2 separate regions of the Homo sapiens genome follow, and region 1 is linked to region 2. The links are chromatin loops, found by intact Hi-C in ENCODE. Cell type or tissue: dorsolateral prefrontal cortex. All regions are shown on one strand. Links, peaks and the distances in the headings refer to the core of each region. The heading gives the core; the rest is flanking DNA.

What was found. Hi-C counts contacts between places; a loop is a spot of excess contacts. Peaks named below come from ENCODE experiments on the same cell type or tissue, not always from the same donor. Only the 100,000 strongest peaks of a DNase experiment are listed, where the experiment ranks them.
Region 1: it touches region 2 in a loop (19-fold over the local background); 5 of 110 quality-filtered maps call a loop at or near these places.

What each region holds. Positions count from the first base shown.
Region 1 is chr5:132,198,515-132,208,946 of GRCh38, forward strand. P4HA2 (prolyl 4-hydroxylase subunit alpha 2) reads right to left here. Exons shown (of 15, transcript NM_001017974.2): 8 at 9,194-9,370; 9 at 5,568-5,638; 10 at 5,234-5,333; 11 at 365-418. Among named protein-coding and RNA genes, the nearest start is that of MIR6830, 14 kb to the right of the region's middle. RefSeq lists enhancers at 8,930-9,431, 9,432-9,931. In dorsolateral prefrontal cortex, for the core only: no CTCF peak of the experiment used is centred there; a DNase peak (open chromatin) is centred at 6,017; H3K27ac peaks cover 3,177 bases.
Region 2 is chr5:132,258,218-132,266,160 of GRCh38, forward strand. PDLIM4 (PDZ and LIM domain 4) reads left to right here. Exons shown (of 7, transcript NM_003687.4): 2 at 4,392-4,543. Among named protein-coding and RNA genes, the nearest start is that of PDLIM4, 4.5 kb to the left of the region's middle. RefSeq lists enhancers at 33-822, 2,813-2,932, 6,920-7,943, 7,701-7,943. In dorsolateral prefrontal cortex, for the core only: no CTCF peak of the experiment used is centred there; DNase peaks (open chromatin) are centred at 1,094, 2,074 and 2,674; H3K4me3 peaks cover 380 bases; H3K27ac peaks cover 3,804 bases.

The DNA of each region.
Region 1 (10,432 bases), core at 4,073-8,072, 56 kb before region 2:
CAAAGTAAATTCTGGCTAGGGCATGGAGTAGACGGGGAAGAGGAAAAGGGACAAGAACAGTTTTCACAAAGACCTAGTGAGGCTCTTTGCTTTAGAATCAGGGCAAAGGGTGACAGAATTAGGGCAGGGGACGAACGCCCCACATCTACAGGGGAGACAGCCAGGCTCCACTGCATTCTGCAGGACCCTTGGTTCCAGATTTGGGATTCACCAGTAACGAAGAGTTTCCCCTGGTGATGCAGAGGTGGAGGGAGGACAAGGGGTGGGGGTACTGATGTGGAGGCTGAAATGCTCCTAGAAGCTCCACCCTTCTCAAATCAGCTAGAGCAGGGCCCTTTGAAAGCACCTGTGATTTAGGCCTTACCCTAGAGAAGTCGAAGTGCGGTTCATACTGTCCTCCCACTCCATAATTTGCAACCTGTGGGAAATAACAGCATTAGACCTTGTAAGCAGCATGAACAGCTCTGTAGCAGCCAATCACTCTAGGGATACCATCTTCCCAGGCCTGAAAACAACCAGAACTCCCAAGAGCAGCCTCTCTAAGGTGGAAGACAACCATGCCCTGGCAGCACAGGCAGAGCAAACATCACAAACAAGTCTACAGTTCTGTCCAAGAGTAAGGCTGCGGCACAAATGTGGTTTCCCAAACAAAACAAGATGGGTGAACTGCATATGATCACTGAGGAAAAGCACCAGCCCTTCATGGACACTCAGACAGCAGCAAAGGGAACACTGCTTGAGGCGGGCCCTGGCCTGGACCCAGTTTGTTTGGGACATATTAAGAAAGTAATCCAGAGGAAAGTGAGTAACAAATTTAAGACGAGGATTTTCTTTTTTAAACTAGTTTTGGAGGTACTCAGCACCTGGCACTGTTCCTACCACCTCTGCTATTCCTGGTGAGACTGAGTGGGGCAGACTCCCACAGTGGTCTACTGCATGGAGTGAAACAGCACAACATGGGTGGCCAGCTGCCAGGCAGTCAAGAATTACCGTGCTACATCAGCAACCCCAGTGTGACCCTGGACCTGAAGTAACATCTGAGCAACTACCAGGTGTCATAAATTGGATTAGAAATTGTAAATGCCTTTGTGGACAGCTTATCAGCACAATGGGAAGTCCTAAATCACAATTATTGTCTCAGCGTCAGTAGACAGAATGAGAGACAAGGTTAAAGATGAAGCACAGAATCTGACATGGAAGCTGATGGATCAAGTAGCACCACCAATGTCCATCTGGGAACAGTTGGCTATTGTGTCTCACTGAAAACATAAAAACCTCTGGGGCTAGGCCATAAGTTCTCAGAAAGTTGGTATTTTTTGTATATCCTTTTCTGCAATCCCAACAGTCAGGTGAGAGATGCTACAAAACTAGCAATAACAGAGACCTATAAAAACGTGGGACAGAAGCCAGGCGTGTTGGCTCACGCCTGTAATCCCAGCACTTTGGGAGGCTGAAGTGAGAGGACTGCTTGAGCTCAGAAGTTTGAGACCAGCCTGGGCAACATAGCAAGACCCCATCTGTCTCTACTAATGAAAAAATTAGCTGGGCACAGTGGCGTGCACCTGTAGTCCCAGCTACTCAGGAAGCTGAGGCAGGAGGATTGCTTGAGCACAGGAGTTCAAGGTTGCACTGAGCTATGACTGTGCCACTGCACTCCAGCCTGGGCAACAGAGTGAGACCCTGTTTCACATACACACAAAAAAAGAAATGCAAGAAAGAAAGGGACAGTGGACTTTATAAGAGATGAAATCCTCTTATTAGAGCACAAAATGTTGGCAGTATCATTTTCCATGTCTACAAAAATAAAAATTTTAATACAAAGCATGGATGAAAACATGTTGTCATCCATTGCTTCAGCCTTTAAGATTCCTGTACCAAAAATACCTGGAAATCCTGTCAACAGCACAAGGAAGCCTGGTTCAGCAGGTGGCCCTAAGGCTGGAGATGCATCTAAGGAGAGAAGTGCCAGAGCAGCTGAGAAAGCATATCTCTTTTTGTAGTCAAGAGCTTGAAGAAAATTTTTTTCTCTCTCCTTTTTTTTGGGGGGAGTGGGGGTAGAGACAGAGTCTCACTATGTTGCCCAGACTGGTCTCAAACTCCTGGCTTCGAGCAATCCTCCTGCCTTGGTCTCCCCAAGTACTGAGTTACAGATGTAAGCCACGACACCTGGCATGGAAGAAAATTTTAAACACAACTGTGACTGCTGTGCAGGTACACTCAGGAAAATTCAATTAGTGCTTGTTGCTGGAGCTGCAAAGTATGACTGCATTTTCCAATACTTCCACTTGTTAAATGGATTGCTTAAATTTACAAATCCCAGGCAGTGAAAGAAGCTGCATTGCGAGAGCTGGCTCATCTTTTAGGTTTGGAGAATTATATTTGATTATGGTTCTGAAGCCACCGTACCTACTTTCTTTAATACAGTTCCCAAATAAGTACAAAATGCATAGGACCATCTAGATTTGCAGCAGTAAGATTCCCTATCCAGGCATACTCAAGTCCCCAGGCTCACGCCTTTAATAACAAGAAACTGTACGTCAAGACCGATTCATGTGAGGAGGTATTCACTTAAATCTTTAGACTTACTATTGTAAGAGTGGGGTCAGTTATTTGAAAGATGTGGGTATTTACAATGCTAAGGACAGAGTAAAGGCAAAATTAAAAAGGTCAGAAATCACTTTTCTGGTGAGGCTGAGACATCATGCAGCCAAAGTCTTCAATCTTTAGAATCCTAGAGGTGTAGCATCTCTTCCTCTCTATCAGATAAGCCCTCATCCAATTCACCAGAAAGCCTCAATTACCTTTTTCCTTCAAATGATCTACAGCAAACATGTGAGCTACAGCTGAAAGAATGTCAACAGATAGAAGAACCAGCTCCTTTCCAGAGGCCTGCAGCATTTCCTAAAGGACCTGGTGTGAGGGCTGTTGCTGGTGCCTAGGCATGTATCATACCACAAGCATTTCATATGGAGTAAGCACTTAGGGATACATGCTGAAACCCAGGTTCCTGTTCCCCAGACCATGAAGGATCAAAGCCTTCAATACCACTGACTGGCAAAGGAAATGTCGAGACAGTTCCTAGGAGAAGAATACAAACAAAAATGGCATCTCAACCACTTGGCAGCTGTGGTCTGAATTTCCAGAAGATCCTTAACTATAAGAGCCCCTCTACCAAGAGGTCTGGCATTCGGGCCCCAGACAATTGAGCTACAACACAATGAGAGGCCAGACAAGATAAAGGCTGAATTGTAGCAGAGAAGTCAGTCCATAGGCAAGAAGCTGCTATCTTCCACGGGTGAGTGTAAGACAGGGATACAGTGAGTACAGCCGCACAGCTAGCCAGGAAAGCAACAGAGCCACAGGTCCTGTCTACTCAGCCTCTTGGTCCAGGGTATGAAATCAGCCAAGCAGACTGTGGTCTTTGATCAGGACCATGAAAGTCCTGAAGACTGGCTCTAACACAGAGGAAGCAGTGGCAGATGTCTTTAAAAACAAAAACAAAAACCTGCTCCAAGAAGATATGAATCAAGACAATGCCAACAGGGACTCATCTAGCACATCAAGAGTGCCTATCACTCTTGAAATGGTGGTGCTCTTACACATACGCAGCAAGTGGGAGATGAGGCAGAAGTCCTCCATGGATGTGCTTATCTGCAGAATTTATTTAAAAATTACAAAACACTAAGTTGAGCTGAACTGAAAAAAAAATTAAAATTTCACAGTACTATTTGCAAGGTAATCAGTATGCTTTTTAAAACTCTGGTAGACTTCACACCAATCCATAAAGATGACCTTCAAAATTGATTTTCCAATTGCTGATGCAGCTACACAGAAAAAACAACAAAAAGAAGGCTGATTTGCTTAGGCGTGTCCAAGCAAAAGTTCAAAAAATCTTTTCCAAATGATCTTTAATCAATATTCTAATGAGATCTATGGTAGATCAGACCCAAATGCCAATCCTAAAGGTAAAGGCTGCTATCTTTAAGTATACAGAAACTTTGGCCAAACAGAGAGACCCAGAGGCCTCTAGAAAGATGCCAGTGAAACTTCTCTGATGGTGTCTCAGGTCATCAATTTTACAACAGAACACAGAAGTTCCAATATTTATAAGGGAACATAGCCAGTGCTGATTTGGACTCAATACCCAAGAGGACACTTTACTAAGCTTTACCCAAGAGGATACTTTAATAAGGAGCTTTACCCAAAACCTTTCAGCAGGGTGCTGCCACATTTCTTCAAAATCACCTCTGAATAAAGGCAGGAAGCCAGGGTCCCAGTGGGAGTACTTGGACAAGAACATTCCACCTGCACCAGCTTAACCAGTCCAGGCCTCTCACTTCCACCTACATATCACAGTGTAAGGTCCCCCAGACCCACCCCGCCTTTCTTTCTTTGTTCTGACTGAAAATCAGACTCCCTTGACAGCTCTGTGACCCAGCCAGCTGCAGGTTTTTCCCTTCAGGCTGGAACACAAGCTGGAGTCTTCAACATTCCCAGGCACTGATGAAGGTGTTTAGGTTGTTGCCCATAACACTGAAAGAAACTAGCCCCAGCCCTGAACCAAATTCCCTAAACCCTCAAATAAACTCCACACTCTGACTCCCTCACTGTGGAAATACTTAGGTAAAACAATTCTTGTCTCTTGCTGTCCATTTTGAGGATTGCTGCAGCCCACTCTGCAAGTTCCCTAATAAATGCTGTGGACTGAAGACCCAGGGGTTTAGTGCCGCTTTCTTTGAATTCTCAACTGACCCCATCTTGGCAGTCCCTCATGGGAAGTCCCCTGCTGCTGCTTTTGGAGCAACTTCAGTTGTGGTTCAGCAGGAGAAAACACACAGAATACTTTGACCTTCAAATGTATTTGATTATGACACAGAACCATGGCCTCTGAAGTCATTTTTAGCTCTCTTAGAGATGTCCCTGAGACCATTCAGGATTTGAGCTTCTGTTGTCAAGAAGACATGAACGAACCTACCATAACTACCCCTGATCCCTAGCTTGCAGCACACTTGGGCACACAGCAGATGCTCAATAGATATTTGTTGAACACTAATTGTTGAAAGCCAGCAGGCATGATTAATTCTGGTTTCCTAAAATGAGATCACTCCATATTCATAGCATCAGGCAGTAGTCATACAGTTGGGCCTCTTGGCCCAGTTCTGGACACCCTGTGAGACCATCTAGCCACAAATACCCACTTCCCAACTCCTACAGTCCCAGGTACTATCTGTACCTGTAACAATTCTGCAGTCTTTACTGTTAACCCTGTGATATGCTGCATCCGACGATTTACTCGGGCCACAACAGGGTCATCATCTTCCTCTAGCCAGGAGCTGGGCAAAAAGAAAAGGGCAGAGAAAAGAAGACGGAAGGGCAGGCTTCCATGAGGTCCTGAACTCTGTCCCCAGAGTCAGGGCCAGCATGAACAGGCAGTACAGGATGCCTGCTGCAAGGGGGTGAGGAGGTGCCAGCAGGCAGGAAAAGGCAAGCCACCCATCCCTAGGGTAGGCACTGAGAAGTCCTGAAGTTGGGGCTTGAGCAGCTACGAACCCCTGCTCTTTGCTTACCTTTTGGAAACCCGGTAGCTGGCGACAGTGAGGACTCCTGTCTTGGGATCACGAACGGTGGCTCGTGCAAGCTAGAAGGAAGGAGGAGAGGGAAGACTTGATTTGTTTGTTTGTTTGTTTTGCCTTGAATATTTTCCCAGAGAGCACTGGGACCAGATTTACTGCCATGCTAGTGGAGGAAGCTTTGCAGCCAATGGCTCTAGCCAAGGCCCCAAGATCCTGCAGGCCAGTTGAGGGCAAGAGTCTGAGGCCTCCACATTCCCAATCCGCAATCAGTTCCTGGCTATTGCCCTGCTCGGTCACTGCTCATCCCTTCTCCTCCCCAGGTCCGCTTTGCCTGCAGAATTATGCCTGCCTTGTCTACCCATGCATCTGCCTGACTAGCCCCTTTCCTTGCCAGGCCCACATACCACCCCTGCCTGAGCACAGCCTGCCTGAGCTTAGCTACTCCCACCATTTTCAGACTGTGCCACCATGCCTGAGCCTCCGCCTTATGTACTTCTCTCAATTGAGTCAAGTTCCACCATCCTTCCGAACCTCAGTGGGCTCCTCTGCCAAGAAACCCATCCAAACACTCTCCTGCTGCACCACCTCACACTGGGTTCCCACAGCCTCAAGAAGCAAAGACAGATGGCACAGTTTTCGCTCCCTTGGGATCCTTACAAGTCAGATGATAAAACCAGGAAAAGATTCTGTAAGTTAAAATAAGTGAACCACTGCCTGGAAGCCACCCACTCATACAGGTACACACTACACATGCACTCCCTGCATCTACTTCATCTCCCCCAGCCTCCACAGTTAGGCTTAGTGAAACCCCAAGGGGGACTCGCCGCCCAGAGCCAGCCAACATGGCAAAGGTCCATGTGCTTCAGCTGTGGACTGTCCTCATGACCTCACATGGGTGGGGCCATAGGCCCAGGTACTCCCACCCCAACACACTTCCCCTTGATTTCAATAAATATTGATGAGTGCCTACTTTGTGCCTGGCACTATGCTAGGTAACTGAGACATGGCCCCTGCACTCTTACAACTCAGTCAAGTGGGGAAAGCAGAAAACCAGTCAGGTAACTGCAGCACAGCATGGGTGAACTTACCATCCTGTGGAAGCTCAGGGTATAGTGTCAAGAATAGCTTCCTAGGGGAGGAGACCACCTAGCTGAGGCCTGAAGGGTTAACATGAGTTATCCAAGTAGAGGAACATTACAGGAACAGGGAAAGAGCAGCAATCCAGAGGCCTGGGAATGAAAATGGGTGTTGCAGTAGGTGTGGATTAAAGGTTATGGGAAGTAGTAAGAGAGAACAGGCTGAAGAGACAAGCAGGGGCTAGGAACTAGATGCAACCTTGTGGCCAACGAGAAATGGGGAAGGCTTTATGCAGGGGAGGGACACTCAAAATGTGAATGTAAAATGGATCACTGTGAATACCTCATGGAGAGTTGACTAATGAGGGGCCAGAGTGGGGACTGGGAGGCTAGTGAGGCCACGACAGAGGTCAGGGCAAGAGATGATGGTGGCCCGGGCCAGGTGGTGGCAGAAGGGATGGAGAGGAGTAGATGGACCAGAAGGCTAGTAAGGGGGTGAGATGGACCAACTTGGACACTGTGCTGCTATGGCATGATCTGGTAAGATGGCCAGCACAAGCAGGACAGACGGCTCCCAAGCTCCTACTCATGGCCCTTCCTGAGCTTCAGCTCATGTCAGTCCCTCCCTGAAAACTGCAGCCACAGCCAGACCCCATCCAAACATCTGTGCCTCAGCATTGGCCTGACACCCACAAAGAGGCTCTGAGCAGCTGTGCTCTGCCCCAGGGGAAGCACAGGGCTATTTTGAAAGCAGGCCAGAGACCCCACAGACAGCTGCCAGGCATTCCCCACAGGCCAAGTTAAGCTCATTGGCTCTACTTCAAAGCCAGAATAGCATCTGTCCCTCACAGTCTCCGGAAAGGAGGGGTCAGCTTATCTTTGAATAGAAGCCATGTTAAGAGCCAAACATGTTTGCCAACCTTGTTTGGCTCTTTGCATGGCTTCTATTCAAATATATCTTTTCCTAACACTACCCTCTGGCCAGCCACACACATGTGTACACATATGCACACATGCACAGAGAAATGTTCTCAGTGTCTGGAACTGAAGAACGGGTAAGAAATCTCTCAGGAAATCCTGGCACAACCAACAAAGTAGTTTTCTTTCCTGGAGGACTCTGGAGCTGAGTAGAAAGGGGAGTCCTAGTCCCCATTCTCCATATATCTGGCTAGCCCCCTTCCTCAGCCACATCGATGATGCCAACCACTGACTCAAAGCCCTAGATGTCCTAGTACCTCAAGCCAAAGCTGTTCCAAGATGAGGTCCAGGGGCCAGGATAGGAACCTATTTCAGGTCTCTCCATGAGTGTCGGGCCTCCTGGTCACCTCGGCCCCTACAATTCTATTAGGAGCAGAGCAATAGAGAATCGAGCTAAATCCTCCCTCCCAATCATCAGTGATGGGATATGGCAGCAAATAGGTCTCTTTGAAAGATGTCAAATGGGGAACAAATCTTTTATGAACTAGAAACAGAAGAATAATTTTAAAACATGGCATATATACAAAACCAACAGCCAACTGCATTCTTAGCAGTAAAATACCATAGGAATTTCCAGGAAATTCAGGAATGAGACAAGGATGCCTATTCTACGTAATTATGCTCTAGAAGTTCTGGGCAATTCAATAAGGTTATAAAAACAAAGGAACTACAAGTATCAGGAGAAAATAAAATTTTCCTTATTTCCAGGTGTTAATGCTATCCAGGCAACCAAAGAGAAATCAGCTAAAAACCAAAAAAGAAATAAGTAAATTCAACCACTAGCTGCAATCTGTATGAGTTTGCTTTTTCATAGGTAAAACAGAGACAGTGACATCATTATGAGCAGCTGTTCATAACTGTGACATAACACTTAATATATATGTTAAGCACTTAGAAGTTCCTGCCACAGTTAAGAATTCAGTAAACATTAGCTCTTACTATGAAATGTATTTGTAAAATCAATAGTTTGGCATATAATAGTAAACTAATAAAATAATGTAACCAGTTAAAAATAATAATGAAGAAATAAAGTAAATTAACAGTAACAAAGAAACTACCAAGGAATAAACTTAAGAAATGTTCAAGGCTTATATGAAGAAAACTTAAAAAGATATGGAGAGACCTGTCATGCCCTTGGATGAGAAGACCCAATATTATAAAGATATACATTCTCCTCTAAGTCATTCACCTCATTTACAGTCCTAATCAGGAGCTCCACAGGACCCAGCTTCATAGCATCCTATGGAACATTTCCAAAAAACTCACCCACGCACCAGTCTCCCAACCAGGTGAACTGACACACCAGTGTAGACCTGCCCTGTTCCCAGCGTGACCTTCTATGATAGCACTTGGCTGTCCACATTGGTTACCCTGTTCTTCTTCCACTGGACCATGAACTCACAAGGTCAGGCTGAGTCTGAAGCATCTCTGTATCCCCACGGTAGGCCCATGCTAGATATGGATAAAGGGTGGCTAGATGGGCAAACCAACCACCCATAGTGCTAGGGATGAGAAAAAGGACCTTCCCCCTTCAGTGACCCGAGAAGGACCTACAGTGACACCTACTTTAGGTTTTGCGATCTCCTTGATCCTCTCGATTTCCTCATCAGACATGACATCGTAGTACCTGACGATGTGCGGGCTGTCCCACTCGTCCTCCTCTTTGAAGGGGGCAATGAGCAGCTGTGGGGCCCTGTTGCCATGGTGGTACCTACAGAAAAGCCTCTTCTGTCTACGGGGTGTCTGGAAAGCACAGAGTAACAGGCCCTGAGCTGAGTGAGTCCTAATCCTCGGTCCCAGTCTGGCTGTCTGCAGACACTGGACTCACCTCATGGCCAGCAGCTGCTCCCTCCCACCACACCACAGAAGAAAACAAAAGTCCCAGCAGGTGGGCATGCACAGTGGCTCATGCCTGTAATCCGAGAACTCTGGGGGGCCAAAGGATAGCTTGAGACCAGGAGTTTGGGACCAGCCTAGATGACATAGACCTGTCTCTAAAAAATTAGCCAGGCATGATGGTGCATACCTGTAGTCCCAGCTACTCAGGAGACTGAGGCAGGAGGATTGCTCAAGGCTGGGAGGTCAAAGCTGCAGTGAGCTATGATTATACCACTGCACACCAGCCTGGGCGACAGGGTGAGACGAAAGAAAGAAAAGAAAAGGAAAAAGAGGAAACAGGAAAAAGAGAAGAAAAAGGAAGGAAGAAAGGAAGGGAGGGAGGGAGGGGAGGAGAGAGGAGGAGAAGGGGGAGGGGAGGGGGAGGGGAGGGGGAGGGGAGGGGGGGAGGGGAGGAGAGGGGGGAATGGGGGGAGGGGAGAGGAGAGGAGAGCCCCTTCAGCTTAACTGGCATGAAATAACACCCCACAAATCATGCAATTTTTCTTCTCTCCCAAAATCACCTCACATCCTCAAGTCCCATGGCAGAAAGTAATTCCTGACCCTTTTCGTGAAGACTTGAGTAGGTCTGAAGGGCTGGGACAGGGGAGAAACCTTTCTTGGTGGAGGAGCCAGTAGAAGCCATGCAGACAGGGGCATGGAAAAGGCTCAGAGCCTGTCACACCTGGGCCTCCTCAGGAAGCACTAGGATCCCAGGGCTCTCAAAGGCTCGATACCAAGCTCTAGTACACGCTGGTGTCTTTACCACAGAGACTTACTCTCCACTTATACCATGACTTCTTTTGGGGCCTGAGGTACGTCCACCCATTGTTTTCTTCCCAACAGTGAGTGAAGCAAAAAGTGGGACATATTGGGGTAAGGAGGCGAGCTCACTGGTAACTTAGAGGAGCAACACTCTACCTGGGGCAC
Region 2 (7,943 bases), core at 862-4,861:
CCTTCCCCTATCAGGGGTCCCTGCCGGCAGAGCTTGGTGACCCAGGGAGGTCTGGGGTCCTCGCTGAATCTGAGAAGACAGAGGTCCATCCACTTCCCACTTTGGGCGTGAGTCAGTCTCTCATTCACGACCTCAGTCACCCTAAGGGGAAGTGACCAGGAGGAATTTTGGCTTCCAGGGGAAAGGGAGACTTAACTGTGAGGTTGTGAGACCCCTCCCCACAAGATGACACAAAGCCGGGGGCCAGGACAGCCTCAGGCCCGTTCCTCAAGTTTCCCAGGGCCCTGCCTTGCCCACAGAGAAGGAAAAGGAGCCGGCACAGCCCTGGAGCGTGGCTAGTCTGAGGATAGAGGAGTGGAGGAGGTGACTCAGGCCCTGTTCGAGGGGGTGCCTGTCTAGGGGAGACAGGATCCTGGCCCAGCCTCGACATCCTCGTGTCTGGAGGGCCAAAAGAGAGGACTCAGACCCTGCCCTTGGGGGTCCCCAGCCTAAGGGACAGAAGAGGAGAGAACCCAGGCCCTGCCCTTGGCGGCTCTCAGTCTGGAAGGAGCAGAGGAGATAACCTGAAACCATCTGACGGCCATCCCTTGCTCCCACACAGGCTGATCTTGTCTTTGGGGGCCTGTGTCAGAGGCACAGAGAAGCACCTTCCCCCACCCTACTGCCACCTCTTGCCATGGGGGCTGGGCCAAGCCGGCTGGGCTTTAAGAGACTTCTGTCCAGTTCTTGGGAGGGGGTGGGCACCAGGTGGAGCGTGGAATCATGGAATCCCGTTTCTGGGGGCCAGGGTGACAGGCAGGCCCAGCTGTCCTAGGAGGCTTCCCACATCTGCCCTCACTGCCAGGTCCCTGGGGCCGAGTGAGGTGGGCCTTCAACACATCCCAGAGCCTTTCATCTCCTCTTTCCTATAGGATTCCTGCTGTGTGTGTGTGTGTGTGTGTGTGTGTGTGTACGCAAGCCTGTGTCTGCTTGTGTGTGTCATGCTGTGTGTCCGCTGAGGGGGCTGGTGGGGACACTAAGCGGGCTGGCCAGGCACCCTGGGCGTGAGGCCGCTGACAGGCTCAGTGGCGGCGGCTGACGGCTGCAGGCGGCAGGGAGCTGAGACATCTGTTGCCCACGCGGCTGCCTGCCCTCCGAGGAAAGGCCTCCACACGTCACAGCTGCGGCTGCGGCAGCAGCAGCAGCAACAGCCTTGTTTGGAGCTGACTGGGGATGCAGGCCCCAGGCAGGCAGTCTGGGAGAAGGTTTGCCAGGAAGAGCCTCCTTTGTCCCCCAAAGTCACGCGGCAGCAGCTCAGGCCCAAGGAGCCAGGATGGCTGAGGTTGGGTTTGGGTGGGATCTGGGGAGATTTACAGCGCTGGGGAGGCACAGGCCACAGCTTGCCTAGCAGGTACCTCTGGGGCAGGTCTACAGGGACTGAAGATATGTGGGAGTGTCTTCACCAGTGGGGCTCAAGATCCAGCCCCTCCCTTGCTTCCAGGACCTCCCCTACGCGGGACCTGGTAGGGAGGGACAGCCTCACACAGACAGGGAGGAGGCTATCGGCCCGGCAGGGCTGGGGGCTTGCAATCTCAGCCCATGAAGCCTCCAGGAGTCCCAAGAACATCATCCGGGGCTCCTTCCCCACAAGCTATAATGATGGCTGGCCTTGGCCAAGCATCCAGGGTGTGCCAGGCCCTACCCTAATGGGTGTTGGTAACAGCTCCCTCCAGTCCCTGTAGTGAGCACCACCTTATTTATGCCCAGCCTCCTGTGGGGGCTTTACATGCCCTGTTTTTCTCAAATAGTCCTTACAACAGCCTTTAGAAGTAAGGACTCCCTCTGGCCTTACATAGATGGAGACCCAGGCACAGAGAGGCTAATGTAATCAACCTAGAGAAGCAGAGTGGAGACAGGAGGAATCCAGGCAGTCTGCAGTTTGCTGTGACTGTGTAGGACAATGTGGCACCTGGTTCTGACTTGGACTCCCAGCCCACCACATCTAGGCTGGGTGGAGCAGGGGCTGGGAATGCAGCCACTACCGGTAAGGGGCTGATTCATGCCCTCACCGCCCACCTGACTTCACTGTTCCTGTCTCTGTTCCTTCTTTCTGTTTATCCTGTGCTTAGGAGCTAGACGGATCGGCCTGAATTCCACTCTGTCCTGTGACTTCCCGCTTAGAGCCCTCCATGGTTCCCAGCCACCCAGGAGAAATGCCAGCTTCCCACCCGGGTGTACAAGACTCTGCAATATCTGATCCCTGCCTCTTCTCTGACTTCATCTCTCCCACTCTCCCCTCACTCATGATGCTCCGGCCATACAACCTTCCTTCTTCTTTCTCTCCAGATATGCCATTATACATGCTGGTCCTTCTGCCTGGAACACTATCTCTCCCTCAGATACTCTCTTTTCCCTTACCCCCTTTGGAAGAAAAATGCAGGTGTTAAGAGCATAGTTTTAAATTTGGAATCAGGTGGCCTGGATTGAAATCTTGATTCAGTCTTTTATCAATTAACTATCCTTCTGTACTTCTCTGGACCTCCGTTTCCTGATCTAGGAAATGGGCTTGCCTTCAGGATTAATGAGATAATGCATGTAAAGGTGACTGGGAGAGTCACAATTTCTTGGCCTCACGCCCTCTCTGACCAGAACTCCCCTAGCTCAATAGAGCTGGCAGCATCCCAGCCACCACTGCTTTCAAGAAACTTCCTCCGCCCACAGAAGCCTGAATGTACCCCTTGTGCTGGCTGAGTCATCCTGCCGCAGTTAGCCGCCCCCTGAAGAAAGACTCCTCTCCAGTGTGGGGACTGGGGCATGGCATCCCTCCCCCAAGCTTCTTTCTCTTCATCTGTAAAATAGGGATGAGAACAGCCTCTGCCTCACCAGGTGGTTGAGGGGTTGCTGTGAGCTAGTTATGGGTAAAGCATAGAGCCCAGGCCCTGGCACAAGGCAGGTATCCATGAAGGGGAGGAGGCAGAGGATGGCCTTGAGGGGAGGGTGGGATGGTGCCAAGTGGGTGTCTCCCCCAGGATGACAGGCTTGCACAGGTGCCCAGGCCCTACAAGTGAACATTAATGATGGGCTAGTTGGCTGAGGGTGTCATGCTTCAGAAGAACGTTTCCTTGAGGCAGCCTACTTCAGGGCAGGTCAGCTTGGGCAGTGCCAACACCAGGCCTCCAGCCAAGGAGCTGCCAGCACCTCAGCTTTGTCCACTCACTACTGAGACCTGGCTGAACTGAGCCTAGCTGGGCTTCCAGGAGTTCCCACCAGTAGGAGCTCCCACCCAAAAGAATGGGGTCACTGGCAGCTTTTGAACCAGCTGGGCACTGGCTGGAGAGGCTGGGTAAGAAATATATTTCTAAAGGCTATGTTGGGGTCAAGGCAGGGTGAGGGGTGCTCCATGGCCTGGATTCCCCTGAGTTGCTTACTTAGATATCTCTGTGAGTCTAACTCCACCCCCCATTCTAGCCTTCTTCAGTTGACCAGCATTGTAAGAGCTTCCAGGTGTGAACACTGCTTGACCCCGAGGGGTCAATAGTGGCACTGAGGTAGCCTGAGTTCCTGTCCTGCAGGGGAAGTAGAGGTAGAATTCTGACCCCCAAACGCAGGCTGTCAGCTGGAACTGGATGGCCCTGGACTTGCTCAGGGAGGTGATGTTCAGACCTTCCCATTTTAATTATAATGAAGTATTAACATGAACAGTGTAGGGGGAAAAGGTGGTCATGGGAGCACACTGGGTAGTGAGATCCCAGAGAGGCTCCCAGAGGAAGTGGCCTCTATGCTGAGATCTGAAGGATGAGGATGTGGGAGTCAAAGGAATGTTCCAGGTGGAGGGAGCAGCTTTTGCAGAAGTGTAGAGGTGAGTGATATATGGTGCCTGTGAGCACCCCATAGACATTCACATGGTCTGGACAGAGTGTGGGTGTGGAGGTGGGGATGAGAGTTGAAATCAAGCAAGTAGGAAGGCAAGGTCACTAAGGGTTTGAATATTAGGTCAAGGTGTGTAGTCTGTCTGGTTGGGGCCTTGTCTGTGTAGGGTATCTGTGATATGTCCATGCTGTGTATGTATCTGTGAGCACCTATGTCTCCATGTGTCTCTGTGTCCCCTGCATGTCCTTGGGCACATACGCAGGCTGCAAGAACAACATCCATTTGTCCCAGCCCTGAGGAAGCCCTTCTCGTATATCCTCATGCCCTGCCAGGCCTCCAGGTGCTGGAGTTGGAGGTGTTTCCAGCAAGGCTGCAGCCAGGCTACATGGGGACCTCAACCAGCCACTCGGCTTGCCCATCCACAGGCCATGCTGGTAGCAGGCCACACTGGCTAGGTTCTGAGGTTGGAGGAGGCCTAGGGCACAGCTTGCAGCAAGACCATATCATGACTGTGCCCAGCCATCTGGCTTGTCTGCTCGCAGGTCCATGCTGGCAGCAAGGCTGCATTGGCTGCCCTGTGCCCAGGAGACCTGATCCAGGCCATCAATGGTGAGAGCACAGAGCTCATGACACACCTGGAGGCACAGAACCGCATCAAGGGCTGCCACGATCACCTCACACTGTCTGTGAGCAGGTATGCACAGGTGGGCTGGGCTGGGAGGATGGAAGGACGAGGTGGGCAGTTATGGGCAGCTGGCATTTTGGGTGAGCCCAGCTTCACACAGCCTCTCTGCCTCAGCTCCTGGGTGCCCCATCCAGGAACAGTCCCAAGGAGTAGCACTTTCATGGGGGCCTGGCAGATACTGTTTAGAGTTATAGCTTAAGAAGGGAAGAAATCCCCTTTTAACTTAGACTAGAAGTGTGTTGGGGCACTTATGGCAAGTGTTGCAGGCAACTGAAATAAGACCTTGAATAGCCTCTGGGGCATTTGTTTCATTCCTTTCCCCTCCCCTGAGTGACCAGCTTGATGACCATTTCAAAGTAGTTTCTTGTGCAACACCTCATTTAACCCTCATTTACCAACTTAAAAAAGGGCTACTATAGTCCCCACTTCACAGATGAGACAAGTGAGGCTCAGAAAGGTTAGATGGTGCTTAAAGTCACACAGAGAGGGAGTGGGGTAGCAAAATTTGATTTTGGGGCTCTCTCCTAAGACTACAGACCCTTAACTTGGCTGCTGACTACTCCTACCAGCCCCTCAGCTGCCCTGCCACAGCTGTCGCCACCGTGGCCCACACCTCTGCCCTGGTTAAATCTGGATTTGGGAAAAGTTCCCACTAAGGACTGTGTAATGCTTTGCAGCCAATCAAGAAGGGGAGGACAGGGGGTTACCAAGCCCATCTGTGCTCCATAAATGATCCTGGGATAGAAGGTCCACTGGGGGTGGGGGTGGGGGGACCCAGCCTTGCTCAGGTCCTGGGTCTTTACTCAGCTCTGAGAAGCAGTTGGCCTAAGCCTGGCTGAGTGGGATCTCCCCACTCCCCTGCCCACCTTGATCCACAGAAGTCGGGCATAACTTATCAGCTCTGCCGTGTTCACTGCTGAGGGGATTTCCATGACCCCCTGTGGAAGTACGTGGGCAAAGCCTCCCCAAACCACAACACAGCTAACCATGCCTCTGAGCTGGCAGGGTGGGAGGTAAGCCACTGGCTTGGAGCCTTTAAACATGGTGGAGAGGCCTGTGAGGTCAGCCCTGTTTGTGCTTGGCCCTGGCACACGGTGAGGATGCTCCATCTTTGGAGTTCAGCAAAGCTGGTCCTCATCCAGCCTCTGGAGCCTTAGGTGCCCAGATGACCTCTATGAGCCCGGGGTTTCCTTTCCCATTAACGGATCACATTCATCACCCTCCTCCAGACTGAGATACAGGCTGGATGGGGGAAATGTCAGCATTGCTCTGCCCATGAGTGACCTCTGAAGCTTCCCCACTTGGCTGGGATCCTGGCCCCTGACTCACCTCCAGCCTTGACTCTGTGTGGCTGAACAAGGGCAGCCCTAGTGGTAGTGGAGTAGTGGGGAGGAGTGCCTCAGAGGGGGCCTGAGTCAGGAGCTTCTCAGAGTGTATGATGTCAGCGGAGGGTGGTGGGGTGGAGGTCCCCCTCCTTCTTTCCTTCCTTCCTTCCTTCCTTCCCCAGTCCTTTGTTCCAAACCAGGCATGGATGGAGCCAGAGGTCCACTGACCTGTTCCACTCTGAGCATTTCAGCCCCAAAATGTCACTGGCCATGGAGCAGATGAGAGCACATTCTCTACTATTACAGAGCTGGGTTGAGAATTATGCTCATAATTTTACCCATAAAAGAGAGAGAGGGAGAGATAACTATGCTGTGCTCCAGAAAGTGATTTAATCTCTTGAGCCCATAACTTCCTCAACCAAAAATATGGACCATCTTGCGCTCTGGACATTGAGTGATGATGTACCAGGCCTGCTCAGTCAGAGTGAAAACCTGAGTCCTGCCCTGCAGCCCCCTCACACATGCAGACTCTGGGGGATCAAGACATGAGGGCCACCTTGACTTTCTGAGCCAACATTTCTTCTCCTGGACACTTGCCCACCTGCAAGCTTTCTGACTCTGCTCCCTATCTTGCCTGCTATGCCAGGACCTATGCCTGGCCCCCAACGACACTCCTCCCCGCCCCCACCACACACACCCACACAGCAAGGGCTCTGCAGTAAATCAGCCTGTTGAGCTGGCTGGAGTGAGCTACCCTGTGCTCTCACTCCCAGGGTTCTACCCCAGACCAGCTTCCCTATCTGCCCTCTTGTGTACAGAGAGCTCTAATCCCCCCACCAACTCCCCCACAGAATGAAAAGTGTATCAAAGGCCCAGCTTCCCCACTGGGCTTCTTTTGCTTTGAGCCCAAAGCCAGGCATCCAACAATCCAAGCAAAATCACACTTCCTGGGCATGTTCTATAGGTCCAGGACCTTTCTGACATCAACTCCAACACTGAGGCCACTGATAGAGTCCCTGTTGTCCATCACATGTGGCCCAAGGTACCTTTGCACAGCCTACCCTTTGCCTGTCATTTTGTTTAAAGAGCCCAGCCTGGGATGGGGGTTGACACATGATTAAGCCCTTCATTCTGATCTGATGCATTGGGCCACATTAATGGCTCTGGGTACTTTGTGCCCTTCGACCTTAGACGTCAGGCTTGTACTGCTCTTCTGGGCAGAACTTCAGGGAAGTTGAAGGCCAAATAGCCACACAAGATGTCCCAGCTTTATCCCAGAGGAGTTCTGAGTAGATAGAGGCCACAGTTAGAGCTGTGAGTTAGGGTACCCACTTGGGAGCCTGGTTGAGGGGGCTAGAGACAGGGACTATGGGGCTGGTGTTGCCCTGGGGCAGCAGAGCTCTAATACCAAAGGCCTGGAGTAGAGAGGTAGCCTCCAAGGGACTAAGGAATGGGCAGAGGCGAGGAAGTGCAGAGTGAGTATGGACCATAGGCATAGATAGATTATTAAAACCCTCAACTGAAGGGGGCAGAAGAGGCAGGGGCAAGCTGCTAGGTCAGTAATGAGACCTTGAGAAGCCTCAGGAGGCTTCGTGGGGTGAGTTGGAGGGCATTATTCCCCTTTGGTCTAACCAGCCTCACCTCATACCCACCTGCCAGTCCAGGGTCCATGCCCCTTCCTGGCCTGCCTTCTCACAGGGCTACTGAGTGACAGGGCTGGGCCTTAGGCACGTAGCCTCTCGGCCTGCCTGCCCTGCTTATGGCAGGTTTATGATGTTTTTCTCCCTCCTGAGTGGTGTTTGGCTTTTGGTTTCTATGGCGAAGCAGGAATTTCCTAATGGCCTGTTTCCCATCTGGGCTGGGCAGACTCAGTGATGACTCTGCCGGCAGCAGCAGCAGGAGGAAAGACACACCCCTCAGAGCCTCCATTCCACCTACCCCAGAGCCGACGGACGCCTGACCCCACACCCCACCAGAGGCTGTAGATGCCCAGAGGATGCGTGGATAGGCTTCTAGCTGGTCAATGTGTGAGGCCTGGCTTGCAGTGCTATAAGCTGGGCCTCTTTGAGCTGAGCTTCTGTAGG